2 separate regions of the Homo sapiens genome follow, and region 2 is linked to region 1. Evidence: chromatin loops called from intact Hi-C (ENCODE). Cell type or tissue: MCF 10A. All regions are shown on one strand. Each heading gives the region's core, and the rest is flanking DNA. Links, peaks and the distances in the headings are about the cores only. Region 1 overlaps DNAJC3 (DnaJ heat shock protein family (Hsp40) member C3). Region 2 overlaps DZIP1 (DAZ interacting zinc finger protein 1).

The links. Peaks named below come from ENCODE experiments on the same cell type or tissue, not always from the same donor. Only the 100,000 strongest peaks of a DNase experiment are listed, where the experiment ranks them.
Region 2: a loop joins it to region 1, with 6 times the contacts of the local background. A loop is called at or near these places in 1 of 110 quality-filtered maps.

Annotation. Positions count from the first base shown.
Region 1 is chr13:95,777,635-95,793,253 of GRCh38, forward strand. DNAJC3 (DnaJ heat shock protein family (Hsp40) member C3) reads left to right here. Exons shown (of 12, transcript NM_006260.5): 10 at 8,305-8,437; 11 at 9,373-9,521; 12 at 13,239-15,619. The coding sequence ends at 13,396. Among named protein-coding and RNA genes, the nearest start is that of DNAJC3, 110 kb to the left of the region's middle. In MCF 10A, for the core only: no CTCF peak of the experiment used is centred there; DNase peaks (open chromatin) are centred at 7,027 and 7,477.
Region 2 is chr13:95,614,660-95,630,278 of GRCh38, forward strand. It overlaps DZIP1 (DAZ interacting zinc finger protein 1), which reads right to left. Exons shown (of 23, transcript NM_198968.4): 7 at 15,330-15,454; 8 at 10,109-10,270; 9 at 7,684-7,821; 10 at 5,226-5,288. Among named protein-coding and RNA genes, the nearest start is that of DZIP1, 22 kb to the right of the region's middle. In MCF 10A, for the core only: a CTCF peak has its summit at 9,473 (motif pointing right); a DNase peak (open chromatin) is centred at 9,502.

The DNA of each region.
Region 1 (15,619 bases), core at 5,136-9,135:
CTATGAATATATCTGACATCAGTTTTCCCAAACACATAAAGCAAATATTGACAGAATTGAAGCAAAAAATAGACAGCAATATAATAATGGTAGGATACTTCAGTATCCCACTTTCAGTAATGAATAATAAAGCAAGATAGAATATTAAGAAGGGAACAAAAAACTTGAATGCACTATAAAACAATTACACCTAACAAATGTATTCAGACAGCAGAGTACACATTCTTTTCAATAGCTCATGAAACATTTTCCTAGATAGACCACGTGTGACACCACAAGTCTTAACAAATTTTTTTAAATTGAAATTTTATAGACTATGATTTATGGCCCAAATGGAATAAAACTAGAAGTCAGTAACAGAAGGAAAATTGAAAAATTCACAAAATATGAAAATTAAACATGCTCTTGAGCATGCTTTTGCTCAAGGGTTGGAAGACATAATATTGTGAAGATGGCCATGCTGCCCAGAGTGAGCCACACATGCAGCACACCTTTCAATTCCCAATTTTACTTTTCTGAAAATAGAAAAAAACCCACAAAATTACATGAAACCTCAAGGGACCATGAAAAGTCTGACAATCTTAAAAGATGAAAAATATTGGAGACATTACACTTAATAATGTCCAAACACCAAACAAAGCTACGGTAACCAAAGCCCTTTGGTACTGGTATAAAGGCTGAACACCAAAGCAGTGAAGCAGAATGCAGCACAGACAGCAACTCTGGCAACATGCTCAGGTGAGTTATTTGCACGCCATTTATTGAAGCATTATCCACAAAAGCCAATAGGCGAAAGCAATTTAAACTTCCCTTACCAAATGAATGGATACATATAAATTGGAATACAAAAAAAATGGAATATTACTCAGCTTTTAAAAAGCAGGAGGTTTTCTAATATCTACCATAAGACAAATTTTGAAGACATTTTGCTAAATTTAATAACCCAGCCACACACAGAAAAATACTGTATGAATCTACTTACATGGAATATCTAAAGTAGTTAACACCCTTAAAAAGAGAAAATAGAATGATGTTTGTACAGTAAAAACATTGAATTGAAAAACACCAAAATGTGTGCCCTTTATGAATGTGCAGTCATAGTTGAGAATTGTAGCTATTTAGAATTATTTTTTAGTAATACACTGTGTTTATTCAGTATTTTTTTGTGAAATTTTGTTCTGCCAATTTATATTCCTGTGTCATGTTTTATGGTAGGTTATGTCACATTGTGTTTTTAGTTTTTATTTATGTATTATAATTTTGTATGCCAATATTTGACTCTGTAAACATTAAGACAGTGTTTGGACAGAAGTCAGATATGAATCAGCCATACATCTAGAGCCAATATAATTATTTCTGTGTTTGTTTGCCTGTATAAATATTACCCCTATTTTATGATTTGTATATTTCCTTTTTTTGGTTGTTTTATTTTTAATTGTAAAAAATACATAACGGAATTTATAATCTTTGATATTTTCTTCTTTCTTTTTTTTTTTTTTTTTTTTTTTGAGACGGAGTCTCACTCTGTCGCCCAGGCTGGAGTGCAGTGGCATGATTTCAGCTCAATGCAAGCTCCGCCTCCCGGGTTCACCCATTCTCCTGCCTCAGCCTCCTGAGTAGCTGGGACTACAGGCGCCCGCCACCATACCCGGCTAATTTTTTCTATTTTTTAGTAGAGACGGGGTTTCACCGTGTTAGCCAGGATGGTCTCGATCTCCTGACCTCGTGATCTGCCCACTGCGGCCTCCCAAAGTGCTGGGATTACAGGCATGAGCCATCGCGCCCGGCCTAATATTTTCAATTATATAGTTAAGAATATTGACATTGTTAGCAACATAGCTCTAGAACATTTTTATTTTTGTGAAAGTAATATGCAATACACATGAATCTCAGGCTTTTAAAACTCTCTATTTCCATTTCCTTTTGTTAGATCCTTCATTTTTATCTTCTCCCTTGTCCTCTTTCTTGTTTTGTCTTCATGTCTATGATAGTTTTGATTTGTTCTTATTTTTCTTGAGTCCTGATTGCTCACATTTTTACCTCCTCGTCATCTGGTCTCTTTCCTGAGTTCTGATTCTGCCTTGTGATTACTCTTAATGGAAGTGATTGGATTAAGTTACATAATTTGTCTATGATGCTTGCCCAGAATTTCCTCTGGTTTTGTTTTTCTGATGGCTATTCAGAAAATAGTATGCTTTGGCTATGTTTTTCTGATGAACATTCATTAGATAAGTTTTACATGTTCTTTTCCTGATTTTTAAAATATCTTTGAAGTGATATTGTGCCAGTTAAAAAAAAATTATTACTCATCATAAAATGAGTTGGAGTTCACTGCCCTAGCTATTTGTGGGGCTAGTCCTCTGGATGTCAGTTTTGTTTTTTTGTTTTCTGCATGTAAGGCGTGCTGGGGCCAGGGCAGCCTTCTGTAGTTAACAGTCGCAGTACTCTCTGCTTCACTGTTTCCACAGACATTCTGCTTCCCGCTAAAATGATTTTGCTGTATAGCCCTGCCCTCTCTACTTCTCTGCACCAAACCATGGCCAGGAGGTCATCTGCCACCAGCCCCACTTGCCCCTGTACCCCATTCCTTTGCTACACCAAAGGGGTGTGTGTTTTGCACTTCAGGATGAGCATAGAGTTGCTGTTCTCTGGGATCTGCCGCACAGGCTGTTTCACTGTTCCCTCTCACTGTATTCTCTTCTTTACCTCTGTCTTGCCCCAGTAAGCCCTCTGCTTTATCTCCACTATGTGTGCTCTAGATTTCCTGGTTCCTGCAATATGCAAGGGATACAGGTTGTCACTTCAGGGTAAGCGCATACTCATAGAAGGTGTATTTTGTCAGCATTTTCTGTGATCTTTTACCATTTGGCTTTCTCACTATTTGCTTCCCCCTTCGTCTTAGGTTCATGGCTGATATTAGCACCTGTCAGCAGCCCTTGTACAGTTTCTTTGTATTGTTTTGCTGAAAATGGAATTTGGAGCTGCACCCTGTCTGTTTACCTTGTTTCTTTTGTGTGATATGTTTCTTTTGTGTGATAGGCAGCAGGAGAATGTTGGTGTTCCATGGGACATGTTTATATTGGAGGTCTGATATACTATATTCTTTCAAAGGATTTCTTTGCATTGAGAGTAGACTTTTAGGGGAATAGGGTGGAAGCTGGGAACACCTGTTAGGAAACTGTTTTAATGATTCAGGTGAATGGTGGCCCGCGTCACAGTGCTAACTATGGAAATGCTGAGAAGTGGTTAAACTGTGGCTATATTGTGAAGGAAAGCTGATTTGGAACTTGCTAATGAATTGGTAGGGTGAGAGAGGGAGTCGCTTGTAGCTGTGTGCACCTGTCTTTCAAATGCTGGTCTGTGCTGGGGAGCTCAGGGCAGGCTGTAAGTAAATAGGACCTGTTCACTGGAGAACGTCCCCAGTGGCACTTGCCCAGCTGCCCCAGTGAGCCCTGCTTCACTCATTTTACTGATCGGGGGTCAGTAAAATGATCTATTTAACTTTGGTCTGGGTGGGACCGCTTTTTGTTTGTTCCAGGTTTGTTGTAGAGGTTTGCGTGTCCTACAGGGGCCCTCCACAGGCACACCTTTCACTCTGCTTATAGTAGGGATTAATGCTGCAGCCAGTGGCTCCATATACAGGGGCCAGAGCCTGCCCAGCCATCCCATAGTCATCTCACGGACTATCCTGACAGTTGCCTTATAGCTACTTCAGCTTGCCAAAGTGAGGGTCCTCGGCCAAAGATAATGGCTTCCAGATCTGCTAGGGCCTCTTATAGTGTGTGCTTGCATTGTGGTTCTCTCTACTTAGGTTTATTACTAATGTGCTCCTGCTTCCTATCTTCCAGAAATTTATCAAAGTTGCTGGTCTGCTGTTGTCTTCAGTGCTACTATGATTATATTACTTTTCGTCACTTCGGTGGCAAGGAGGGTAGGCAAACGTGTGTGCTTACGTCTCCCATCCTAAGCTGGTGATTTGCATTGCTCCTCAAGAATGTGAAGGGAATATAGAAGAAAAGTAATTTGGGATAAGATTTTTTAGATTCAGAAGTTAGAAAATGAATTGGCTAATACGCAACATGGTATTCTTTATCTAGGGCTGATATATGTCTGGCTTATTCTATTTTTCATAGCTGTTCAGTAATGGTGGGATAAACATTGGATGTGTGTGTGTGTTTTTTTTTTTTTACTTTAAGTTCTGGGATACATGTGCAGAATGTACAGGTTTGTTACATAGGTATACACATGCTATGGTGATTTGCTGCACCCATCAACCCATCATCTACATTAGGTATTTCTCCTAATGCTATCCCTCCCCCAGCCCCCTACCTCCCCACGGGCCCTGGTGTGTGATGTTCCCCTCCCTGTGTCCACATGTTCCCATTGTTCAGTTCCCACTTATGAGTGAGAACATGCAGTGTTTGGTTTTCTGTTCCTGTGTTAGTTTGCTGAGAACAATGGTTTCCAGCTTCATCCATGTTCCTGTGAAGGACTTGAACTCACCTTTTTTATGGCTGCATAGTATTCCATGGTGTATATGTGGCACATTTTCTTTATCCAGTCTATCATTGATAGACATTTGGGTTGGTTCCAAGTCTTTGCTATTGTGAACAGTGCTGCAATAAACATACCTGTGCATGTGTCTTTATAGTAGAATGATTTATAATCCTTTGGGTATGTACCCAGTAATGGGATTGCTGGGTCAAATGGTATTTCTGGTTGTAGATCCTTGAGGAATCACCACACTGTCTTCTACAATGGTTGAACTAATTTACTCTCCCACCAACAGTGTAAAAGCCTTCCTATTTCTCTACATCCTCTCCAGCATCTGTTGTTTCCTGACTGTTTAATGATCGCCATTCTAACTGGTGTCAGATAGTACCTCATTGTGGTTTTGATTTGCATTTCTCTAATGACCAGTGATGATGAGCTTTTTTTCATATGTCTGTTGGCTGCATACATGTCTTCTTTTGAGAAGTGTCTGTTCATATCCTTCGCCCACTTTTTGATAGGGTTGTTTTCTTGTAAATTTGTTTAAGTTCCCTGTGGATTCTGGATGTTAGCCCTTTGTCAGATGGATAGATCGCAAAAATTTTCTCCCATTCATGGCAACAAAATTCTCCCGTGTAGGTTGCCTGTTCACTCTGATGATAGTTTCTTTTGCTGTGGAGAAGCTCTTTAGTTTAATTAGATCCCATTTGTCAATTTTGGCGTTTGTTGCCATTGCTTTTGATGTTTCATGAAGTCTTTGCCCATGCCTGTGTCCTGAATGGTATTGCCTAGGTTTTCTTCTAGGGTTTTTATGGTTTTATGTCTTACGTTTAAGTCTTTAGTCCACCTCGAGTTAATTTTTGTATAAGGTGTAAGGAAGGGGTCCAGTTTCAGTTTTCCACATATGGCTAGCCAGTTTTCCAACACCATTTATTAAATAGGGAATCCTTTCCCCATTGCTTGTTTTTTGTCTATTGGGTGTTTTGTTTTGTTTTGTTTTTTTAGATGCTCTCTTAGAGTGTGGAGTCTGAGAAAGTATAACTTAAAATGGTCTGTCTAGTTATATCTGTGGGAAGTCTTACATCATCCATACTTAGGTTTCTAATTAGTTTTCTGCAATTGTGTGAATATAGGAAACAACCTATAATTTTACATTTTTGTCTTATGTTGGGAAAAATGTGTTCACCTTAAATTTTAATACAAATACGATACAAAAGACTGCTTTGGGGAGATAACTCTGAAATGTAAGAATGAAAACATGTTTTAAATATAGAGTCTGCACAAGTAGCAAAATCATGTATATTGAAACATCTTCCTATTGTATTCCTTCAAGGTCTGTTTCCTTACTAAGCTATGTGTTGTGTTATGGGTGTTCATTGTAAAGTTAAACCTTACTACTGTTTATGATGGTTTTGTTTTTATACTAAACTGGGAGAAGTTTTTTATGTCCCTGTGGGTTGGGCTATAGTAACATTTAATGTAATGATGCACTGATGCGAGAATTCACTTTAGGATAAAAGATTGAAGGGTCCCCTTCCCCAGTGCCACAGGGCCAAAGGTGGTGGTGGTTCGTTTCTGTACGTAGTGTGTAGCCTGTCAAAATCTGTTAGTCTTGTTGTAGGACTCTTTCCTTAGTTCAGCTAAAGACAGGGGGTCCTTGTCACACGGCCACGAAAAATGAGGCTCACAGACAATTTGAAGAGGGCAGGACTTATTGGGTGAAAAGGAAAAGAGGGAAACAGGACTCTCTACAAGGCCAGAGTCCCAGCTAGTGTGCTTCCCACCTTGCAGATTGAATCCCAGGTTCCATCCAGGAAGAGGAGGGAGGGGCCAGGCTTCTTCCCGAGGCTCCACCCCAGTGCACACTCCTCCCAGCGTGCAGGCCAGTTGGAGTTTTTCTGGGAACCCCTTTGCATTTGGCTGTCTCAGTCTTAGGCCAATATCTTTCTCATTTTAATCTGTCCAAGGTGCCTTACATTCCCTCCATGTTTAGCTGTTGCGAAGATGAGTGTTCACATGTCTTTTATCCTAGTGAAATGCATTTTCATAAAAACAAGAATTTTATCCCAGCAATCTATTATTGGAATTATCTATGCAGGGAGAATATTGAGAAAAATTTGAGTGGGGGCTTCCCTAGACTATCCCCAGATTTGGTGATCTGGTAAGAAGACACACAGGACTCAGCATATAGTTGTACTCAGGGCTTTCATTCCAGTGAAAAAGCAAAGTCAGCACAGGGAAAAGGTGCAAGGGTGAAAATCTGGAGGAAACCAGGCAGAAGATTCCAGGACTTCTCTCCCTGTGACGTCATAAAGAACAAGCTTAATTTTTCCAGTAATGAGAAATTCTACAATGTGTGAAATGTTGTCTACCAGGGAAGCTCGTTATAGACACTGCACCCAGAGTTTTTTTGGGGAACTAGTCACTAGACACGTTCTGTCTGGCCTGCACCAAAATCCCAGACTCCCAGAAGGAAAGATGTTTACCATAAACTGTATTTTTCATACAAACAGTTCAGGCATGAGTCATTCTTACCATGGAATGTTGGGAACACTCCTGAAATCTGGCTTCCCAAACGTCAGCAGTAAGCCAACCTTGTCAGCAAACTTTTCTAAGGATAGTTGTCTCAGGACTGCTGTGTTGACTCTCTTCTGCATATTAGATACCCAGATGCCTTGTATTTTCTAAGTATTTAAAATACTGCTGGGCGTGGTGGTGCGTGCCTGTAGTCCCAGCTACTTCATGGGCCTGAGGCAGGAGGATGGCTTGTGCCTGGGAGGTCGAGGATGCAGTCAGCCAAAGTGACAGAGACCCTGTCTCTTAAAATTTTTAAAAAAAAATACTGTGTAATAAAATAAAAGATGTAATGTGGATAGTCAGCAGACTTCCTATACTGGGACTATATGTATTTTGTATTTTGATTGACACTTAGGTTTGTAATAGTGTTAAAGCCTGTGGGTTACTGAGTCATTCGGATTGTGGACAGTTCCTTCTGTTCCCTTTCTTTCTACAAATTTTTTTTTTCTAGCTTCCCATTGGCCAAACCCACCTCCTGATCCCTTTCTAAATGTCTAATTCTTCTGGACTGTTGTCAATCCATAGCTGACCAGGCCGATTTTCTTTATCACTGTCTTTCTTTCCTGTGTAACAACCACTTAGTCTTAATGGTGGTAAGATTGCTCTGGATAAAGTGCTGATATTAACATATTTACCCAGAGGGTATGGGGAGATAATGCGGGAGGGTGGGCAAGTAAACAGCAGTACATTTTGTTGAATGAGAATAATAAACTACCTAAACTCAGTTTTCATTATTATGCCTTTTAAACCTTTTTTTTTTTTTTTTTTTTTTTTGAGACGGAATCTCACTCTGTCACCCAGGCTGGAGTGCAGTGGTGCGATGTCGGCCACTGCAAACCTCCGCCTCCCAAGTTCAAGCGGTTTTCCTGCCTCAGCCTCCCGAGTAGCTGGGACTACAGGCGTGCACCACCATGCCCGGCTAATTTTTGTGTTTTTTTTTTTAGTAGAGACGGGGTTTCATTGTGTTGGCCAGGCTGGTTTTGAACTCCTGACCCTCATGATCCGCCCACCTCGACCTCCCAAAGTGATGGGATCACAGGCATGAGCCCCTGTGCCCGGCCTCTTAAATATTCTTGATCAAAGTTACTAACGGGGTATCACTTAAGGTTTTTGGCAATAATGGCCAAAGAGTGAAGGGGTTGGGGGATGACGACTTTAGCATCAATTTTACAGGATAAGAAAAGGCAATAAATTATAATTTGCCTTAACAATATTATCTTAAACATATTTTGACAGCTATTCAGGATTATGAAACTGCTCAGGAACACAATGAAAATGATCAGCAGATTCGAGAAGGTCTAGAGAAAGCACAAAGATTATTGAAACAGTCGCAGAAACGAGATTATTATAAAATCTTGGGAGTAAAAAGGTGAATTATTAATTTAAAATTTACTTTGCTATTTTTAATCAACTCTGTTTCAAAGCTAATCATTGCTCTTTTTCCTCTCTGATTCATTTTCTTTACTTATGTAATTTCAGTCATATGGATTAAACCTTAACAGTCTTTAACATTAGAAAGCTACTTTGAGTATTTTATAGGCAAGTTTCTTTGATAGAGACCAATAATGCAACAACAGAATTAGTAGTTGGCAACAAAGATGACACTGTAGCATGAATGGGTCCTAAGCCTAGATTTTTTAAGAAGGGTAAAGGGGTAGGAGTGAGATTCCTTTTGGTGGGGATGGAGGAGGAGACGGAATGAGTAAAGAAAAAGCCTTCTCTAGGCCTAAAAATAAAGTAGTGCTTTCAGAATTAAGTCTGAAATTAAGATCTACCTTATATAAAAGTACATACTAAGTAAATGATACACCTCCCAGTGCCTGTGGGTGAATTCTGAAATTAAGTAAATGATATACCTCCCAGTGGTTCGCTGAGTAAACCATCAATTTTTCAAAATTTGGAATCTTTGTGCTTACTATTAAGTAAGCTAATGCAGAAGCATAATTGAAAGTGGCATTCAGAGTCAAATATTTTTTAATACCAAGAATTGAATTATGGTAACTTGGAAATTCAGAAAGTTAAAAAATTCATTGATGTACCTTTTTTAAAAAAGGGAAAGTTCTAAAGATCAGGAGTGCTTTATTCTCAGTAATCTTAGTGAGCGAGTATCCAAGGAAGCCTGATGTCAGCTTTAATGATCATCCAGAACTGTGTATGCAGATCTTTGGCCTGTGATACCATTGGAACTATTTTATAAAACCAGTTTTGTTAATTGCCAGTAGGATCTTAATCAGCTCTTCTGATTTTTATGATAGTATGTTAGACACTTTTCCACTAATGATTATTTATTTTACCACCCCTCAGAAATGCCAAAAAGCAAGAAATTATTAAAGCATACCGAAAATTAGCACTGCAGTGGCACCCAGATAACTTCCAGAATGAAGAAGAAAAGAAAAAAGCTGAGAAAAAGTTCATTGATATAGCAGCTGCTAAAGAAGTCCTCTCTGATCCAGGTATTATTAGCTTTTATTCCTTTGACTCATCCTAGAGGTGGTGTTAGAAGCGAGGGTGGAACATGTGGTGGGTTCTCCACGTGGGGCTGTATAGGCAGTGACGGGTCCTGAGCCCAGTTCCAGAGGTCCAGTTTTATGCCTGCCCTCATTCAGCCCTCTTATGTTGGGCACCCTCCTGTTGCAGGGTACAGTGGAAAGACTATCAAATGTGGAATCAGAGGGCCTGAATTTGAATCTTTTTTCTACTCAAAGAAGTTATCAGAACTTTTTGGTCTCAGTTTTTTCAACACTGAGCATAAGAGGATCTCTCAGGTTCCCTCTAACCTCAAAGGTCAATGATGAATTTTCTCCACCAAGCTTACAGGAGCTTGATGAGGAAACCAGCTTGCCAGGCTGGATTACATGGAGTGGGAGAAGAACAGCTGTCTGGCCTAGGGCCTGCTTTGCCCCATATGTGTTCACCAGGAATCTTGCCCTGAATCATAGGATCATTAGATTCACAGGCTTATATGTGTTTTTTTTTTTTTTAATTTTTATTTTTTGTAGAAATGGGATCTCACTGTGTTGCCCAGGCTGGTCTTTAACTCCTGGGCTAAAGTGATCTTCCCAAAGTTCTGAGATTACAGGTGTGAGCCTCTGCACCTGGCCACATGTGTTCTTTTGCCATACAGTAATATGGCCTGGAAATTTCGTTAAGAGGGAGACAGGCTAAGCATTGAGGTAATACTGAACAATGCTTTGCTGCTGCCAGAGAATTTCATGTTAAGCTTATACTGCTTTTTTGTGGCCTTCCATGTCAGTGGGAACAGCAGCTGTGATCTGAGCTAAACAAACAAAAGAGAGGAAAGTTTTATGTTTGTCAAATCTTTTTTGAGTACTTACTTATGCAGTGGAATTGAAAGTAAATGATCCTTTGTTTTCAAGTAATTTATAATCCAGTAAAGGAGACAGAAATGTACTTGCAGTGGAATTGAAAGTAAATGATCCTTCGTTTTCAAGTAATTTATAATCCAGTAAAGGAGACAGAAATGTACTTCCCTTATCAAGTAGTGTTGGATACATACTGTCCTGTTACTTAGCAAATACTGAGTGGCTACAACCTGCCTTAAGCAGTTCAATCCTCTTAGTTTGTGCAGTGCACAGGTGTGATAGTGTATCAGACTGGGAGTCAGGATCTTCTTATGTGAGAGGGACTTTGTGCTACGTTTTAAGGTACCAGGGAGCCAACCAAGGGGATGGGTGTCCCTGCACAGAGGCATGCACTGAGGAAAGAGCTGCAGGTCCTTTTTCTTACCTCCTGTTCTTCTGTTCAGGATGAACTATCTTTTCTTTTAAAGACTTTAAAGTTTTTTACTATGCATATATCAAGACGTGTCATATTTAGGAATATGTTTAGTAGAATCACATGATGTATGCCAATCTGAAACTTAATTTTCACTTGAAATAAATCTTGGCTATAGTTTTTTCTCATTGAAAAATGGTTACCTCATTCTTTGAGATGTATGCAGACCACTCCACTGAATTTTTAAGTAATTACATAATGTGAATATAGCTGAATTCACTTCCCCTTCCATTCACAGCATCCTTTCTCTGGGGCCATTATCACCCCCACCCCTACGGAGAGTTCACTACTGTTCTAAGTGCTAACACCCTAGATTAATTTTGCCTGTGAGATATCAAAGATATGGGGCCTGAGTCTAACTGCATTAGCTTTTATAAAACAAAGCTGAGTTTCAGATCACCTACAATACCCGCTTAGTTATTAACACTCAGCATAAGAACCCTCAGTTTTACTGGTGGGTTTCCTCCTCCTAAATATGTGGCTTCAGATTAACCTCCCAGAATGAAGTAAACTGGCTTTTCTCTAAGTATCTTTGAACCCCTAAAGGACAAGTTACTGTGAGAGAGCAAAGCGAGACTTGGGATTATTTTTATATTTGCATTTTTTTCTGCATTCTCTATTTTCCATTTATTAAAAAACCTAGCTATATGCTAAGTCTTTTTATTTTTTTTTTGTAAGTTCAGGGGTACATGTGCAGGTTTGTTACATAGGTAAATGTGTGTTATGGGGGTTTGTTGTACAGATTATTTCATCACCCAGGTATTAAGTCTAGAACCCATTAGTTATTATTCCTGATCCTCTCCCTCCTCCCACCCTTCACCCTCCAATAGGCCCCAGTGTGTGTTGTTCCCCTTTATGCATCCATGAGTTCTCATCATTTAGCTCCCACTTGTGAGAATATGTGGTATTTGGTTTTCTGTTCCTGCATTAGTTTGCTAAGGATAGTGGCCTCCAGCTCCATCCATGCCCCTGCAAGAGGACATGATCTCATTCTTTTTTATGGCTGCATAGTATTCCATGGTGTAGATGTACCACATTTTCTTTATCCAGTCTATCATTGATGGGCATTTAGGTTGATTCCATGTCTTTTCTATTGTGAATAGAGCTGCAATAAACTGATATGTGCATGTGTCTTTATAATGGAACAATTTATATTCTTTTGGGTGTATACCCAGTAATGAGATTGCTGAGTTGAATGGTATTTCTTTCTTTAAGGAATTGCCACACTGTCTTCCACAATGGCTGAATGAATTTACACTGCCACCAATAGTGTATAAGCGTTCCTTTTTCACCACAACCTTGGCAGCATCTATTTTTTTTACTTTTTAATAATAGCCATTTTTTATTTGCAATAATGATCTAATTATTTGCTCTAGTGATCAGTGATGTTGAGCTTTTTTTCATATGATTGTTGGCCGCATATATGTCTTCTTTTGAGAAGTGTCTGTTCATGTCCTTTGCCCACTTTTTAATGGGGTTGTTTTCTTGTACATTTAAGTTCTTTGTAGACCTTTGTCAGTTGCATAGTTTGCAAAAATTTTCTCCCATTCTGTAGGTTGTCTGTTTACTCTGTTGATAGTTTCTTTTGCTGTGTAGAAGCTCTTTAGTTTAATTAGATCTCATTTGTCAATTTTTGCTTTTGTTGCAATTTCATGATGGAAACACCAAAAGCAATCTTTGCTCATACCTATGTCCTGAATAGTATTTGCCTAGGTTGTCTTCCAGGGTTTTTCTAATGACTCTGAGGACATGAGCTCTTTCTTCCTATCCCTGCAATATTCCTCTTTATTGCCTTCTCCCATGTCTCTGCATTGATCTCTCTCTGTTCGGGGCTCAGAGGCCCCGCTGTGGGGGCACCAATTGCATGGGAGGGAAAGGTGAACCTCCTGGAGTTGTATGTTATGGAGGCCCCGCTCCCCTCATGTCTGAGGAGCCTTAGTGCTAGAATGCTCATTAGATGCTTGATGAGGTCATTGCCTTACAGACTTTATTTTGGGGATTAGGGTGGTGAGCTGGCTGTTTCATTAGAATTGTAGACTCTTGGAAGTTTCTCTTGAATTATTTTTTTCCAAATAATTTCATTGGGTAGTTATCAAGCTTGGGTGGCTTCTTCTGGAGTGAGATTTAGGGGCCTGAATCTCAATAAATACCTATTATCAACCCTGAACCTCACCCTCCTTGTGGCAAATTTCTCTAGTCTGTTTCTTCAGGGTGGGAATGGGAGAGCCTGGATTTGAATGTCAGGCACAACTCTTGATAACCGAAAAGTAAGTAGCTCCTCAAGCCCACCCACCCTCCTCTGCCCAAAGAAAACATTCCCCCTGCCCCTATACCTTAGATATTATCTGGTTCTTAATTTTCTGATTTCTTTCTAGAAATGAGAAAGAAGTTTGACGACGGAGAAGATCCTTTGGATGCAGAGAGCCAGCAAGGAGGCGGCGGCAACCCTTTCCACAGAAGCTGGAACTCATGGCAAGGGTTCAATCCCTTCAGCTCAGGCGGACCATTTAGATTTAAATTCCACTTCAATTAAACCAACTGTTTTTCTGCTCTTCTTAATTTTTTTAAAGATTAAAAACAAAGAAATCTTGTTCCGGGACCCTAATGAAAAAAAATTTCAAATCTTTTCAGTTTGTCCATGACCAAAGAGTTGCTTTAATAGGAAAAAATCTGTTCTTATCCCTGTCAGATTTATGGTTAATGGGTTTGCAACGGCAAGGAGGCAAGGAATGGTTCTATTTCTGACAGAGCAGCCTGCATCTGCTTTATGCTGTCTGGAGGGAAGTGGTCTGAGGCAGGCTCACCCGTGGAAGTGCTCACGTATTCTGTATTATTTTTCTACACTGGAGCTGAGATTCTTCTCTTCACAGCCTTGCAGAGTAAGTCAGTGCCTACAAGTGTAAGAAGGAGCTGTAATCTTCATGAGGATGGTTATACTTCAGTATTCTTAAAGAGAACATGAACATTTTTGAGCTGTATGTTCTTAGGGACAACTGTGCTTCGATGTGGTCAGTCTCGTCACTTGTGAGTAGCTGTGAAATCTTTAGTGTGCATGTGTTTGCACCTCTGTGGTCTGTCAACGTGGCTGTCACTGAAGGAGCAAGAGACCATCTTTTAGGAACCCTGCCACCAAATAATAATATATCCAGGCTTAGACTTTGGATTAATGTTAAATGTACATTTTTTTGGTTCAGTACCTGAAGAAGAATACTGAAACTTGAATCTATAAATTCCTATGGACCCTTTTAATATTAAACACAACAAATTAAAAGTTGTTATAGGTAAAATAAGTTCAGATAAAATAGTGGTGGTATTTAAAATAATATTGCTGAAGTGCAGATTGAAATACTTTTTAAACAACTGAAGTTCTGAGTTTTTATAGGGAATTTCATGTAACAAGACTGGTTTAGAAACGTAAAGTTGCGCAGTCAACATAAATAAATACAGAATGCCATGTTCTCCACTTCTAAGTAAAGACAGTGGGCAGCTTCTGTTTCTCCTTCTATCAAGGCTTCACCCTATCTTAAAGGTCTGTGGTGCCTCCCACGTGGGACCTGTCTGCTGGTATGTGTTAAACAGCAGACCGGCCCTTCTACCAGATCTTGATGCCTCTGATTTTCTCCTGCCTACAAGAAAATACAGGCAAGGTTAGTCAGGTCTGGCTATATTTCCACTGTTGTTTCATTTAATAAGATGGCATCTCCTCTTGAGATATGTTCTTCTTACCTTTTAAGAAGATACTATTTAAGAAGTGAACTATTCAGTCTTTGTATACTGAATGCTTTTTCCCTAAAAAATGTTAATCAAGAATATTGAATATTTATGGCACTCTTGATGCTGCATTTGAAAGCTGAAGGAATTACTTTAGATAGATAGGAATTGCTACCTTTATTCTGGAAAGGTTTTGTTTCTGCCTCAAAGCATTTTGAAGTGTTTTAACCATTAAAGGGTCTAATTTTTTTTTCTTAATGAAATCAAGCATTTTAATTCACTGTGGGAGGCATCCTGACCACGGACATCCATAACAGCAAAGCACAAATCGTTTTCGTCTGTAGTCATATCCTGAAACATAGGTGGACAAATTTTTAACTGAGAGACAAAAATCACATAGTTGAATTGAGCAGAACACTTAAGTGCTTTCTGCATCTATTTAGGAGTCTATTTCTTACCAATAAACTTGACAACGCATTTGGAAAACTAGTGAACACCTTACAGCTTTCATTTTGCTTTAATGTTTCAATTCAAGCCGGTGTAAAAATAATTTCCAAGGCATTTCTGTTTATTCTTTAGTAATCTCACTACTGGCTATGTCAGCAATATCTTTTTCAATCTGGTTCCTTTTGTATATGATGTCACTGTGACCTCTTTGAAATATAGTGATGGCTTTTACCTACTTTGAAAAGAATTTTCACATAGAGTCAGAAAAAAAAGGAAATATCAAATCACTTGCCTTTCCACTTGGAGAGCACGACAGTTGCCAACAACAAGGGGTCAAGGGCCGCACAGGAGATGTGTGGGGGCCTGGCCACCTCCCACCTGCTGCCCAGAGGCTTGTTTGCATTTTCATTTTTTCTCCACTTGTAACAACCATAGTTTCAGCTCCTAAATTCTTATCATGGATTTACTTAGTCATCTTAACTGACCTGCAGTTACTTGCCTGTTTTCAGTGAAGAGAGAGAAGCAGCTCTGGTGCCACATGCCAGTGCCATGGAGGGAAATGAATTCTCTGCAATCTGTTGTTTCGCTGATTCATGAA
Region 2 (15,619 bases), core at 7,236-11,235, 160 kb before region 1:
GATCCCATTTCAAGCACTATGCATTTTTCCCTACTGGCCCACATCACCCCATCCTCCCTTCCTTCATTATGTGACCATCTGACAACCTCCCAAGCTCTCAAGAGTCTTCTGTTGGGTAAAAAGGGCATGCCATCGCTTATCTGTGACTGCCTGTGAACTCCTACCAATGTTATTTAAAACAAAAAAAATTGCCAAGAATCTAAGTAAATCAATAGAAAGTTGGCAAATGCAACTTTCCCTAAACAGAGAAATACAATATGTGCATTGTGGGAACAGCAGGCACCAATCATGTGGAATAATTAATAGTTAGGTCTCAGGCAGAGATTACTAAACCTGATTGAATTCACCCCTCTGTTAGGGTTTAAGAGCAAAGAAGGGAGAGGTAAGCAGCTTCTAAACAAGTCAAACCAACAGACGAGGAAGGAGTGCAGCCTAGTGGTGGCACAAATCCGCCCCCACATACCTAGTATGTGAGGCATGCGCCCCACTCAGAACCAGGAAAGGCCTCACCTTCTTCCTCCATGACAACTGTCCGTCTTTCTCTCTATCACAACTCGCAATGACAAAGTATAAAAACTGTAACTCGCTTTCTATTCCAGCCAGAGGCCACTGAAATTCCCACAACTGTCTGAAACACAGACAGCTTTAAAGGAGCCAGGATTTTAAAAATGCCTTCCCACCCCCGATTAATAAAGAAACCTGAATTCTGTCCCTAAATACCAATGCTAGAAAGATGGCTTGAAGAATAAGAGTAGGGATTTTAATGATCTAAGAGCAGTGGTTCAAACCATAGATCCAAAACAGGATAGCCTGGGTGGCTTTTGGTTTGTTTATCTCCAAAATCCATGTGTTCCAGACTTATCTACTAAATCAAGATCTCAGGGAGTGGAGCTGGCCACCTGTACTTTGGAAAAGAGTCTCAGGTAATTCTGAGGTGCATCCCTGGTTAGGGATTACCATGTCAGAGCATCCAAAGAAAAGATCCTGCGTCCTTACAGAAAAGCAACCACTTGAAGCTGTCACTGCCTGTTTTCCTTCCCGGCTGGGAGCTTCACAGGTGAGTGCCTGGAGCTAGACAGGCCAGCAGTGTAGTATGCCCTGGAGTACACAGGGCCTGCATTCAAATACCAGTGACCGTGGGCAACACAGCATCTGTCTAAGCCCCTGTGTCCTCACCTGTAAAATGAGTGACAGCATCTACTTCACAGAACTCTTAGAAGGCTTAAGTATATGGCAACTACAAATATCCATTTATTTCTAAATGTTCCCATGAAACCAAAGTTGTGCTGGTTAAATCAGCTTTCAAAAAAAACACCCTGATGAGGAGAAATGTGCACAGCTGAGAGCCGATATGAGTCAGCTCCAGGACACCAGGACATGAACTGTAAGAACAGGCCACTTTTGCTTCAGTGTAATGTAGGGGGACAAAGGAGAACACTCCTTGCACAGTGGAGCCACCTGTGGTGCAGAGAAACTACCATCCACTGCTCCTGGGATCCTGCATCTTAGCTGCCATAGATAAAATATGCTGGGAGGTGAACGCCATCGTCCTAACTACATAGTCATTGCCACGGGGGAAGCTCCCTGGGTGCAGGGTGGAAACGTGGACTAGTGTCCTCCCTACAGCAGATGGTGCTTAGACCTCCAGACAACTCTGGTAACCCTGCTCTTCTGAACCCTACAATCAGCCTTTCTCCATCTATGAAAACAAGGCTGAATGATGCCCTAGCTAGCTACCTTCCACATTCATTCTGCAAGTGTGTAGTGAGTGCCAACCACATTTCAGACACATGAGTGGATGCTGGGCAGACAATGGAGAGCTAAATAGACAGAGCCCTTCACTCAGAGGGCCAATGACGTGATTGGAGAGATAGACAATAAACAAGGAAACAAATAAGCAAGTAAACTATTTAAAATAGTGCTCAGAACTCTGTTTGAGATATTATGGGAATAATAAAGAAAAGGGACTACCTACTTGGATAGAGTGACATCAGGTGACCAGGACCCAGAGGCCAGAGGCAATGGGGTAGGCAGGGTTCTCAGGGGGCCCTCAAGGTTGTACCCCTGGTGTACACCCCCTGTGTGATGCTGTCCCTTGGTCTGAGGAGAACCTCCATTGTGCTTCTCAACCACAGAATACGGCAAAGGTGAAGGGACTCTGGAGACGCAATAGCAGTCCCAAATCTGTGGACTTTGAGGTTATGAAAAGGAAGATTATCCTGTGTGGGCCTGTCTTATTCAGGTGAGCCCCCTGAAAGAAGTTCCAGGCCAGGCATGGTGGCTCACGCCTGTAATCCTTGCACTTTGGGAGGCCGAGGCGGGTAGATCACCTGAGGTCAGGAGTTCAAGACCAGCCAGGCCAACACAGTGAAACCCCATCTCTACTAAGAATACAAAAATTAGCTCAGCATGGTGGCACGTAATCCCAGCTACTCGGGAGGCTAAGGCAGGAGAATCGCTTGAACCCAGGAAGCGGAGGTTGCAGTGAGCCAAGATGGCATCACTGCACTCCAGCCCGTGCAACAGAGTGAGACTCTGTCTCACCCCAAAAAAAAAAGAAATAAGAAGTCCCAGGCCCTTCCTGAAGCGGGAGAATGAAAGCAAGAGAGACACACTCTAGCTGGCCTTGAAGTCAACAGCCATGCTGTGCACTGCTATGGAGAAGGAGTAGCCTCTGGAACCTGATAGTCTCAGCCCTTCAAATAACCACAAGGAACCTCAGACAGGAACACAGCCCAGATGACACTCTCAATGCAGCCTGTGAGTCCCTGAGCCCAGCCAAGCCCTGCCTGGACTCCTATCCCACGGACATTGAGAAGAGAAATACATGCCATCTTCACCCACTCAATTTGTGGTCATTTGCTACACAGAATAGAAAACTCATACTGAGGGGAAGGAGGTAGCCATGTGAAGAGCAAGTCGAAGGGCTTGCCAACAATGAAAACCAGGTATAAAAGAGGAAAAGGCCAGAATGTTCTAGAAATTAGCAGAAAGTCATCATAGCTGGAAAGAGGAGGTTCCGAAAGGCAGGGGGTGGGGCGGGGGGGTCAGGCTGAGGCTAGAATGGCGGCCAGCAGCCAGGTTATTTTGCTGGCTCTGTGGAGAGCAGACTAAGGAAGGGGAAGGCTGGAATTGAGGAGACCCACCCTGGGGCCCATTCAGAAATGGAGGCTTAGTTAATGCAGGGCAACAGGAAAGTACAGAAGAACTGGTTCCATAGAGTGGGCCCTGCAGACAGCCTGGACTCGGGGATTGAGAGAGAAAGGTGGAATCAAGATGAGCATCTGGAGGAACGAGGGTGCCATTTGCCAAGTCTGGGGAACAAACCCAAGAACTTCATCTTAGGCATGTCGCACTTGAGAAGCCCATGGAGATGTCGAGTACTGAGCTGGCTACCTGATCTGGAACTCAGAAGAGTTGTTTAGGCTGAAGATGTAAACATGGGCATGATCCACACACAGCCCTAATCCCACTTCAAGAAACTCTCTCTGTTCAGTCCCTAGGGCACTCTGCATTTATCCCATCCTGATTCCCATAGCTGTAGCCTCACTCCTACTCCCTTCTGTACTGTAAGCGGTCTGAGGGCAGGCATTGTTCCACATCTCTTTTTAGCCTTATAAAGTGTAGTACATAGCAGATGCTCAGTAAATATCTCCTAAATTGAACTGCCACATCAGTGATACAATTTTCAATATAAACTACTGTATATGTGTATATCTATAGATATGTGTATTGGGTGTATGTCTGTGTATTATCACTATAAAGTATTTGCATGATGAAATGATATTTTAAATGGAATAGAGGAAAAATAGTGCTTCCTACTTCCTTTTCTAGCAATGATACAATCTTAAAGGTAGATTAATATCTAACTTTCCCATCGAAGTTCCTCAAGAACTGCAGGTGTTTTGTGAAATATTTTTATTTTTTGTTTGCTTTAGTTTGGCTCTAGTATTGTTCCCAGTTTCTTTTTCTCTCCCCGTCTTCCTCAGTATTTGTTCCACTTTGGAGAAATATAAGCTGATAAATTTTTTGATCATCTGAACACACTTCATCCTTGCAATTATACACATACATATTATATGATCTTTTGTCGTTTAATATTCTACTAAGAAAGGTAATATTAGAAAATGTGCAAAAGAGGAAACATTTTTTCCATTCAGAAAAGATTTACAAGAAATACTAAGGTACAAAACACAATTTCAAGTGAAAAAATAAACAGAAGTTTTCCTATTTTAAGACCTTCTCAAATACATCTACTTTAGATGTTTTGCACTAGTGTAAACACATTTTAACACTTAAATTTCTGATGTACTCAGGTGAAAGAGAATCAGTGTCATAATTAAAGTTTGTTTTCATTAAAGCGATTTTAATGTAAACAGTTCTTGCCTTTTTAAAAAATTACTTACATTGCAGTTCTGTGATACAAAAAAATCAGAAACATGTATTTGACAATGAAGAAATGATTAAGTCACTTATGATACATCCAATAAGATCATCATGAAAGTCATTAAAAGTCATGATTTTGAAGAATACTTTAAAACTTAGGAAAGGTCTATGATATATAAAGTGAAAAGTGTACAAACCTACAAAACATAATTCGAATGTTGTAAAACTATGTATATATGAGGTTCTACACTTACAGAAATGCATACAAGAAAACTGAAGCAGTGGACAAGAAGGCTGCTGGAGCTGGCAAGGTCACCAAGTCTGCCCAGAAAGCTCTGAAGGCTAAATGAATATTATCCCTAATACCTGCCAACCTACTCTTAATCAGTGGTGGAAGAATGGTCTCAGAACTGCTTGTTTCAATTGGCCATTTAAGTTTAGTAGTAAAAGACTGGTTAATGATACCAATGCATCGTAAAACCTTCAGAAGGAAAGGAGAATGTTTTGTGGACCACTTTGGTTTTCTTTTTTGTGTGTGGCAGTTTTAAGTTATTAGTTTTTAAAATCAGTACTTTTTAATGGGAACAACTTGACCAAAAATTTGTCACAGAATTTTGAGACCCATTAAAAAAGTTTCATGAGAAAAAAAAAAAAGAAAACAAATTATAAGAAAGTAGTAGCAGTGGTTATTTTGGTGTTAGAATTATAGGTAATTTTAATTTTGCTACACATTTCTCCCCAAATGTTATTAAGTGGACAAATATTATGTTTATTAAAAAGGAAAGCAAATATTTCTTTAAAAAATGGCCCACTTTAGGCCACTGGTTTCTTAACCTTACCCGACCCTTCTCTTTCTTGTGTTCTTGATGAATAGCTTGAACTCGAGCTGTCCATTTGCTTTCCTACAAAAGAATAAAAGAATAATTTATGTACAACTGTAACAATGAGATCTATGCAATATGGGAGCTTCCTTTTTAGTGAATACCTATGAAACCCAACTATCTATCTGGTAAAATTTTAGCTAGTGAAACAGTTTGGCTCTCGGTCCCCACTCAAATCTCATGTGTTGAAGGAAGGGCCTGGTGGGAGATGATTGAATCATGGGGGTGGACTTCCCCCTTGCTGTTCTCATGATAGTGAGTTCTCACAAGATCTGGTTGTTTAGAAGTGTGTAGCACTTCCCTCTTCACTCTTTCCTGCTCCATCATCTTAAGACGTGCTTGGTTCCCCTTTGTCCTTCTGCCAATGATTATAAGTTTCCTGAGGCCTCTCCAGCCATGCCTCCTGTACAGCCTATGGAACTGTGAGTCAATTAAACCTCTTTTCTTTATAAATTACCCAGTCTTAGGTAATTCTTTACAGTAGTATTAGAACAGACTAATACAGCTGGTATTTTTTAGAATATACACAGTCAAAAATGCTTAAATACATTTGCATCTGGTTTTAATCTTTTACCATAAGGCAGGGGTCAGGAAAAATTTTTTAGTAAGGAGCTAACAGTAAATATCATAGGCTCTGGGGGCCAGACAACTTGGTCACAACACAACACAATACAGCTGTGTCATTCCACAACTGTATTGGGACAACAGCCATGGATAAGATGTAAATGAACTAGCACTCATAAAATGTTACTGGGACATAGCCAGTAACACTTTATTTGCAAAAGGAGGTGCTAGTTTGCCAACCTAAGAGGCCAAAAGGAAACACCAAGGTTTCTGAGGCCATGGGTTCTGAACTGACAACACAACTCACAGGACAGAAACAGAAGAAATTTAGGTGGGACCTTAGGATTTTAGAGCCACATCCTTCAGTTCATGAGCGACCAGCTGTAGTCTACAGCCTGCTGGAAGCAACTGTCAACAGTTCAGTTCAGGACACAGCTCCTGGTTTCCTACCATATACCAGGCACCTCACTGGATGGCCACTGGCAGGCTAAAAGAAGATAAAAAGACAGGCCCTGCTCTGCACGGGAGGCGAGTAGACACAGCCATGGAGAATCCACATATAATGTGTATGTCATCAGATCCCACTTAGGGACTACAGAAATGCTATAGCCTAGAGGCTCAGGAGAACTTTCTGAAAGCGGTACCTGCCCCCCTGGCTGAATACTAAAGAATGAGTAAAAGACAGGTCCCGAAAACTGGGAGCTGCAGGACAGGCAGGAAAGCAGCCAGAACCGAGGAAAAAGACAGAAGGGCATGTTCTGAGAGGCATGGGCTGCTGGGCCGCTGGAGTGCCAGGAAAGCAAAGAACAGAGAAAGATGGCCCAGGGCCCAGAATCCGAAGGACCCTGCGTGCTGGTAGGAAGTCCGGAATAAGGGTCACTGAAGGACTTCAGACAGGACAGGGACATGGTCAGCCTGACTGCAGTGGAGCAGGTAGATTTGGGTCAGGGAGGAAACATGTGAGCACTGAAGCAAGAAGCAGTGGTCCCTGTTTCCAAAGTCTACTTACCTTTTTTAGAATGACCCAGGCTTTTAAAAAAGAATCCTGAATTCATAAGCTCTCATCTCTATTTGCTTCCTAGTTTAAAAAAATTGTTCCCCTAAACCGCTGTCACTTCCAAATGAAAGTGATTATGTTTGATAAATGTAACAGATCATCAGCTGACCAGTTAGCAGTGTGTGTGTGTGTGTGTGTGTGTGTGTGTGTGTGTGTGTGTGTGTGTGTATTTATTTATTTATTTTTTGAGACTGAGTATCACTCTTGTTGCCCAGACTGGAGTGCAATGGCGTGATCTCAGCTCACTGCAACCTCTGCCTCTTGGGTTCAAGCAATTCTCCTGCCTCAGCCCTCCGAGAAGCTGGGATTACAGGCATCTGCTACCACGCCCAGTTAATTGAGCCGAGGTGGGCGGATCACCTGAGGTCAGGAGTTCAAGATCAGCCTGGCCAATATGGTGAAACCCCGTTTCTACTAAAAATACAGTTAGCAGTATATTTAAACTCTAAAATTAAATCTGGTGCTTCAATATGCCCTTCTACACCTTTTGAAATTGAGAGCTACATCTGAAAGATGAAAAATGAATAGCTAGGTTATACTAACCAATTCAAATTGACTTTATGGAGAGAAGAAACAAAACAGTTCTGCCAACTGTTGTGTATGCTATTTGCCAACAGCAAGCATGTAACAAACACCTCTTATGATTTAGGCATGCTGTAGGAGAAAAATAACAGCTAGTCACCTTCAGGGTTACTAAAAAAGACAAACACTTTTTCTGCAGATGACACTCACTGTAAATTACTTCACTAAGAAAAAGGAAGGCATCCACTGCAGCTGTCACCCACTTGCACGTACCTGACTATCAAGAAGCTGCATGACATTATGGAAATCCTGGGGATATGGAGAACGGTCTTCTTTAAACTCGTGTGCATCTTTTAATGTGCCTATGTTGGACTTGATCTGCATATTGGACTTCTGGATTTCTGACAGTTGCTATAAGATAAAATTCAAGCTCAGTACTACAGTTAGACTTTCATAAGATGGAAACAGAGAATAAAATCAGGGAGCACATAGCTGTGTTTTAAATCTGACTGCCCTCTTGGACGCTCCTGGACGCTCTTGGACGCTTCTCCTGCTTCTGCTTCCCTGTGGTTTTACTGGTTTGTTTCTACTGCTTGCTGGTCTTCCTATCAGAATATGTACAGGGTGAAAAAAGGGGAAGGAAAATCTAACTTTCTAATCTTAAACGAGTCTAATTTTTTTTTTTTTTTTGGAGACAGGGTCTCATTCTGTTGCCCAGGCTAGAGTGCAGTGATATGATCATGGCTCACTGCAGCCTCAACCCCCTGGGTTCAAGCAATCCTTCCACCTCAGCCTCCTAGGTAGCTGGGACTACAGGCGTGCACCACCACACCCAGATAATTTTTGTATTTTTTTTGTAGAGACAGGGTTTTGCCATGTTGCCCAGGCTGGTCTCAAACTCCTGGGCTCACACAACAATCTGCCTACCTCAGCCTCCCAAAGTGCTGGGATTACAGGTGTGAGCCACCAGGCCCAGCTGGGGCTTAAAATTTTTTATGGGCACTTAATAGGTACCAGAAACAGAAGAACTGAATGCACCTGGTTCTTAAGCTAGTTTAGTGAGAGGCCAACACTGTCCAGGGACCACATCAGTAAATCCACTGGGGACATAACGTTTTTAATTTTACCCTTTTCTTTTCATATTATTCCCAATGTTACTCATGGCAAAAACCCTCAGAAAACCACAGAAGGTAACACATTAACTTCAAAAACAAAAGTATGGGGGAGCGCACGTCTCCTCTCCTCAGTGTAGGCTGCTCATAGTGACTTCATTTCAGAAAGGACAGCAGGGAAAGGAGGAAAAAAGAGAAAATCTTCAGTGGAGAAACCTGACAAACACTACCACAGCCAGGTAGCCAAGGTCAATAGCAACAGTTATAAGTCATGCAGATTCGTAACACAAAGTCTCAGACAAAACATTCAACTCTACTGCTCCCACACAAAAATGCCACAGACAGAGCGTAAATTACCAAACATGGCTGTGTTTCAATAAAACTTCACTCATGACACTGAAATGTGAACTTTAATGAAATTTTCCTGTGTCACAAAATAGTCTTCTTTTTTTCCAATGTTTTAAAAATTTAAAAACTGGCTGGGCACAGTGGCCCACAAATGTAATCCCAGCACTTTGGGAGGCCCAAGTGGGAGGATCACTTGAGGCCAGGAGTTCGACACCATCCTGGCCAACATGGTGAAACCGTCTCTACTAAAAATACAAAAATTAGCTGGGTGTGGTGGCATGTGCCTGTAACGCCAGCTACTCAGGAGGCTGAAGCACGAGAATCACTTGAACCCAGGAGGCAGAGGTTGCAGTGAGCTGAGATTGTGCCACTACACTCCAGACTGGGCAACAGAGAGAGACTCTGTCTTGAAAAAAATAAAAAGTAAAAATGTAAAAACTATTCTTATGTCAGAGGCCATTCAAAAACAGGTGGTATGCTGGACTTGGTTCATGGGCCATTCGCCAAATCTCACGCTAGAGTTTAAAGAGTTTTAGGAAAGCCCTCAGGTGAATTCCAAAAATCTCTATTTTCGTTTATAAAACTTGTTGGCCCCTAGAGGGAGCTCAAGGACCTTCGCTCAGCTCCCTTCCTTTCTCCGTTTTCCCCAAAGAAGACTCAGGTCAAGTCTAACCAGGGAGCTTAGAATTCTTAGAAGGACACTGATTGATTGGCTGCTTTCTAAAGAAGCAGCTCAGGTATCATCTATGCATGAGGCTGGGGCTGTATGGACCAGGGCTGTTCCCACAAGGGAGAGGGGCTCACTTAGCCATAACTTGCTTGCTTTAGAGACCCCACCTGGGCCTGGGTTGAGGAGGGAGCCTGGCAAAGGTTCTTAGCCTTTCTGGGTCTGCTTCTTTCCCTTCCCACTGGACAATGGAAAGTTCCAAAACTCAGGGAGGAGTTTACAGTTCAAGGCTAACCTAACCAGATAAGAAAAGAGGGACCATCATAGAAGAGGGTCTTCTATATCTCACCACGAGTGTTCTGCACTGAAGTTTAAGGCCAAAGCTCCCATTCTCAGCAAAACATCTCTGACTCACTCTGTCTCCTCTATGCCTCCCTCAAGACTCTCAGGGAGAAGAATGTCTGCACGAGGGTAACATAAAGTAACTGCTGGATCCCCTGGCCTTAATGCCATCCTAACACCACCTCTCAAGGCAATCAATACCATAAGAACTTCTAGGTTTAATACTTACATATTCTAATGCTGAATTCTTCGAAGTTAATTCTTTAAATTCCTTCATAAACATCTCCTTGACTTTTTCCATTTCATCAACTAGTTTCTCCTTTTCTTCTTCTTTCCACCTGTCAAATAACTTCAAAAAGTCTTCCTCTTTTGTTTTCTGCATTTCATATTCCTGAAATTATTTTAATACACATCTTTAAAAGTTCTGGTCTGAAGAAAATAAGCAATATTTAAAATAAAAGTTCATAGCATCACTTCAAAAATGTTAGCTAGTATTGCTTATTTCAGTGAGGCTTGTAACAACATTTCCTATCATGGCAGGTCTGTGCACAATGATTTTTCTAAACTAAAGGCAGCACACAGAATCCTCTTGTCCTTACATCCCTTAAAATACCAACACAGACGCCCAAAGCCTCCAGCTTTTTGTGTTCTATGAACTTGTATAAAAGTCATGCCATAATATATAAAATGTAAATATACTTTAAAGAAAACATATATTGAGCAATAAAAGAACATTTGTTGGCACCATAACAATTTGGATAGTGTAACTTCATCCCACCCCCAGAAAATACAAATTCAGATTTACAGGAGCTAAATTCAAGGTCAGCACTTGATTTCTCAATGACCTTCAGGGTTTTTAAAATCTAAATTGAGAACTTGAACGACACTATATGCCAACTAGCCCTAACACACATATACAGAACTCTGTACCCAACAATAGCAGAATATACATTCTTCTCAAGTGCACATGGAATATTTACCAGGAAGACCTTTTTTTAAGTCCATAAAGTGTTTCTCAGATTTAAAAAGATCAAAATCATGCAAAGATTCTTCTCTGATCACAATAGAATTAAGCCAGAAATCAGTAACAGAAGGGAACTGGAAAAGTAGCAAATACGTGGAAAGTAAACAACGTGCTCTTAAACAACCAATGGGTTAAGGAAAAACTCACTAGGGAAATTGGAAGATACTGTGAGGTTAATGAAAATGAAAACACAACATACCAAGATTCATGAGATGCAGCCAAATCAGTGCTCAGAAATAAATTTACAGCTGTAAGAGCCTACATTTAAAAAGAAGAAAGGTCCAGGTGTGATGGCTATGCCTGTAGTCCCAACAGTTTGGGAGGCCACGGTGGAACGATCACTTGATCTCAGGAGTTTGAGACCATCCTGGGAAACATTGTGAGACCTCATCTCTACCAAAAATTAAAAAAAAAAAAAAATTAGCCAGGTATGGTGGTACGTGCCTGTAATCCCAGCTACTTAGGAGGCTGAGGTGGGAGGACCACTTGGACCTGGGAGGTCAAGGCTGCAGTGAGCTGTGATTGTGCCACTGCACTCCAGCCTGGGCAACAGAGAGAGAGTCTATCTCCAAAAAACAAATATAGAAGAAGAAGAAAAATCTTAAATAAATAACCTAGCTAGAAAAAGATGAACAAACCAAACTCAAAGGCAGCAGAAAGAAAAAAATTATGAAAATTAGAGCAAAGATAAAGCAAAGAACAGGAAAGCAACAGAGAGAATAGATGAAGCCAAAATTTGGTTCTTTACAAAGATCAACAAAACTGACAAACCTTCAGCCACCCCAAATAAGAAATGAAAGTGAGGACATGACTACCAATCTTGGAGAAATTAAAAGGATTGTAAGAGAATATAATGAACAATTGTACAGCAACAAATTGGATAATCTAGGTGAAATAGACAAATTCCTACACAAATGACCAGACTGACCCAATACAAAGGAAATTTCAATAGACTTTCAATAAATAAAGGGATAGAGTTAGTAATCAACAACCTCCTAAAAAGGAAAAGTCCCAGACCAGATGGCTTTACTGGTGAATTCTACCAACTATTTTAAAAAAATAACATAGAATCCATAAGAAACGACTAAAGTAATAAACAAATTCAGCAAAGTTGCACAGTACAAGGTCAACATGCAAAAAGCAGCTATATTTCTATATACCAGCAATGAACAATCCAAGAAAGAAATTAAGAAAACAATTCCATTTATAATAGCATCCCAAAGAATAAAATACCTAGAAATAAATGTAACCTAAAAGGTGAAAAAGACTTGTACACTGAAAATTTTTGTTGTAAAAATTGAAGAACACTTAAATAAATGGAAAGACATCCCATGTTCATGGATTGGTAGATTTAATATGGTTAAAATGGCAATACTCTCCTAAGCAATCAAGAGATTCAATGTAATCCCATTCCAATAACCTTCTTTGCAGAAATGGAAAAGCCAATCCTCAATTTCATATGCAACTGTAAGAGGCCACAAATAACCAAAACAATATTGAAAAAGAAAAACAAAGTTGGAAGATGCACACTTATCTATTTCAAAGCCTACTACAAAGCTACAGTAATCAAAGTTGTGTGATATTGGCATAAAGACAGACATACAGACTAGGGGAATGGAATTGAGAATCCAGAGATAAACCCAAACATCTATGGTCAACTGATCTTCAACAAGGATGTTAGGAACATTCAATGAAAAAAGAATAGTCTCTTGAAAAATTGGCACTGGGACAACTGGATAAACCACATGCAAAAGTATAAAGTTGGGCCCCTCTCTCAATCTACATGCAAAAATTAACTCAAAATAGACCAATGACCTAATAGAGCTAAAGTGATGAAACTATTAGTGTATATAAATAACTCATACAGCTCAACAAGAAAAAGGCAAACAACCCAATTAAAAAATGGGCAAAGGATTTGAATAGACATTTCTCCAACTAAGATATATACAAATGGAAAATAAACATGAAGAGATGTTCAATATCATTGGTTGTTAAGGAAATACAAATCAAACTCCGATGAGATACCACTTCCCACCCACCCAATAGGATGGCTTTAATTAAGAAAACAGAAAAGTATAACAAGTATTGGTGAGGATGTGGAGAAATAAGAACATTACTGGTGAAAATGTAAAATGGTACAGCTACTGTGGAAGACAGTTTGGTGGTTCCTGAGAAAGTTAAACATAAAATTACCATATGACTCAGCAATTCCATTCCTAAGTATATAATCAAGAAAAATGAAAACATATGTCCACATAGAAACTGCCACATGAATGTTTATAGTAGCATTATTCATTAGAGCCAAAAGGTGAAAATGAATCAAATGTCATTCAATGGATGACTGGATAAACAAATTGTCTATGCATACCTACATACAATGGAATATTAGCAAGACCGACAAAGTACTGATACATGTTACAACTTAGATGAACCTCAAGAACATCATGCTAAGTGAAAAAAGCCAGACACAAAAGGTCACACATTACTTTTTTTTTTTCAGATGGGGTCTCATTCTGTAGCCAAATGGGGTGCAGCGGTGTGAACACAGCTCACTGCAGCCTTGACCTCCTGGACTCAAGCCATCTTCCTCCCTCCTCAGCCTCCTGAGTAGCTGGGACCACAAGCGCATGCCACCACACTTAGCTAATTTTTTAATTTTTTGTAGAGACAGGGTCTCACCATGTTGCGCAGACTGGTCTTGAACTCCTGGGCTCGAGCAATCCTCCCATCTTGGCCTCCCAAAATACTGGGATTACAGTTGTGAGCCACCACACGTGGTGTACATATTTTTTTTTAAAAGATATATACTGAATAGGAAAATTCATAGACATAAAAAGATTCGTGGTTACCAGGAGATGAGGGTAGTAGGAGTGATTATTTAATGGGTATGGGTTATTTTTCTGGGGTGTTGAAAGTTTTGAAACTAGAGAGATGGTAGTTGCACAATATTGTGAATACACTAAACGCTACTGGATTGTACACTGTAAAATGACTGTCTAAAAGAGATGTTGGTATACCCTTGTTCATAGCAGCATCAGTCATAATAGTTAAGAAGTGGAAGCAACCCAAGTGTCCAATAACAGATGAATAAGCAAAATGTGGTATACATACATATACCATGAACTATCATTCAGCCTGAAAAAGGAAGGAAATTCTGGCACACACTACAACATAGATAAACTTTGAGGACATTATGCTGAGTAAAATAAGCCAATGATGACAAAAAGACAAATACTCTATGCTTCCATTCATATGAGGTATCTAGAGCAGGCAAAATCACAGAGAGGGAAAGTAGCTGGAAGGAGGGGGGAGTGGAGCACTGTTTAATGGGTAGAGTTTCAGTTTTTCAATACAAAACAGTTCTGGAGATTGGCTGTATAACAATGTGAATATACTCAACACTACCGAACTGTACACTTAAAAATAGTTAAAATCATAAATTTTACATTATAGGTATATTACAATTTAAAAAGAAAGAGAAAGAGTGAGCCCATGTGGAAGACAGAAGCCTCTGTCAATGATTCTGTGAAATGACTGCTGTTATCCCTAGAAAGTCACACTTGCTGTCCCCATGGGGGAAACAAGGAAGAGCCAAGCACACTGTCACTCCAACAGTCACAAGGAAATAAATGCTCTTTGATGGCCTTACTCTCTCCATTAGGTACACCAAGGTCAACCCTCTGTTGGATAAACAATGGCATACGTGGTACCCACGGTGTACCCACAGTGACCCACAGAAGTCAGAACTCAATGAATCATGGGCCTCTTTCCTCTTGGGCCCTTCATCACCCCGAGTATCTCTGAACAAGTCATTCCAAGCACCCAATGGGCTGACACAAGGGTCACATAGATGAGAAAAAAGAAAAAAGGAAACAGATCGGAAGCATGAGGGAGACTCAACCCTCTGTTGGTGGCTTTGAGTATGGAGGAAGAGGGTCAGGAGCCCAGGAGTATGGGGAGCCTCACAAGGAAATTAGGAGCAGCCCTCCCTCAATGGACAGCCTGGAAGAAAGTGTAGACCTCTGGTCTACACCTGCCAGGAACTGAACTCTGCCAGCAACCAAATAAGCAAGAAATATTCTGTTCTATAGCCTCTACCAAGGCACATGGTCCTCCTGACACCTTGACTTTAGCCCAGTGAGAATGAGAAGTGTCAGACTTCTGTTCTAAGCAAAATTTTAGAAAGTTAATTGTGTGTTATATGAATTCCACCCCAATTTTCTAAAAGGCTTTCAAAAAATAGAGAAATATATTTCCAGTGATGTGCTTTGTAGTAAGATACTAAAGAGTAGATTGGCAATAAAAAATGCAATCATCTTGTCAAATTCACAAACTCTTAAGTGTCCTCTGTTTATTAGAGTCCATGGCATAATTGAATTACATACAGTTAATTGTAATTAAAATACCACAGAATTCTGCCTGGTACCTTGGAGAATCTGACTGCACTGGCATGGTGTGCAGCCTCTAGCTCAGACCTGGTGAGCTGCAGCTCTTCCTTCAATACGACGATCTCACTCCGGAGCTTCTCAATCTGTGCATTTTTCTGATACTCTGTTGCAACAGAAAATCGTGTTAAAACACCATCTCTTACCAAATGTACCTGGAAACTTATGGGGTACAGTCCTGTTGATAACACGAAGGAAACTGTCCTCTTACTTGGGATACGATTACTTGTTTCATGCCACATGAGCCAATTTTTGCTCTTTAGTTTATTTG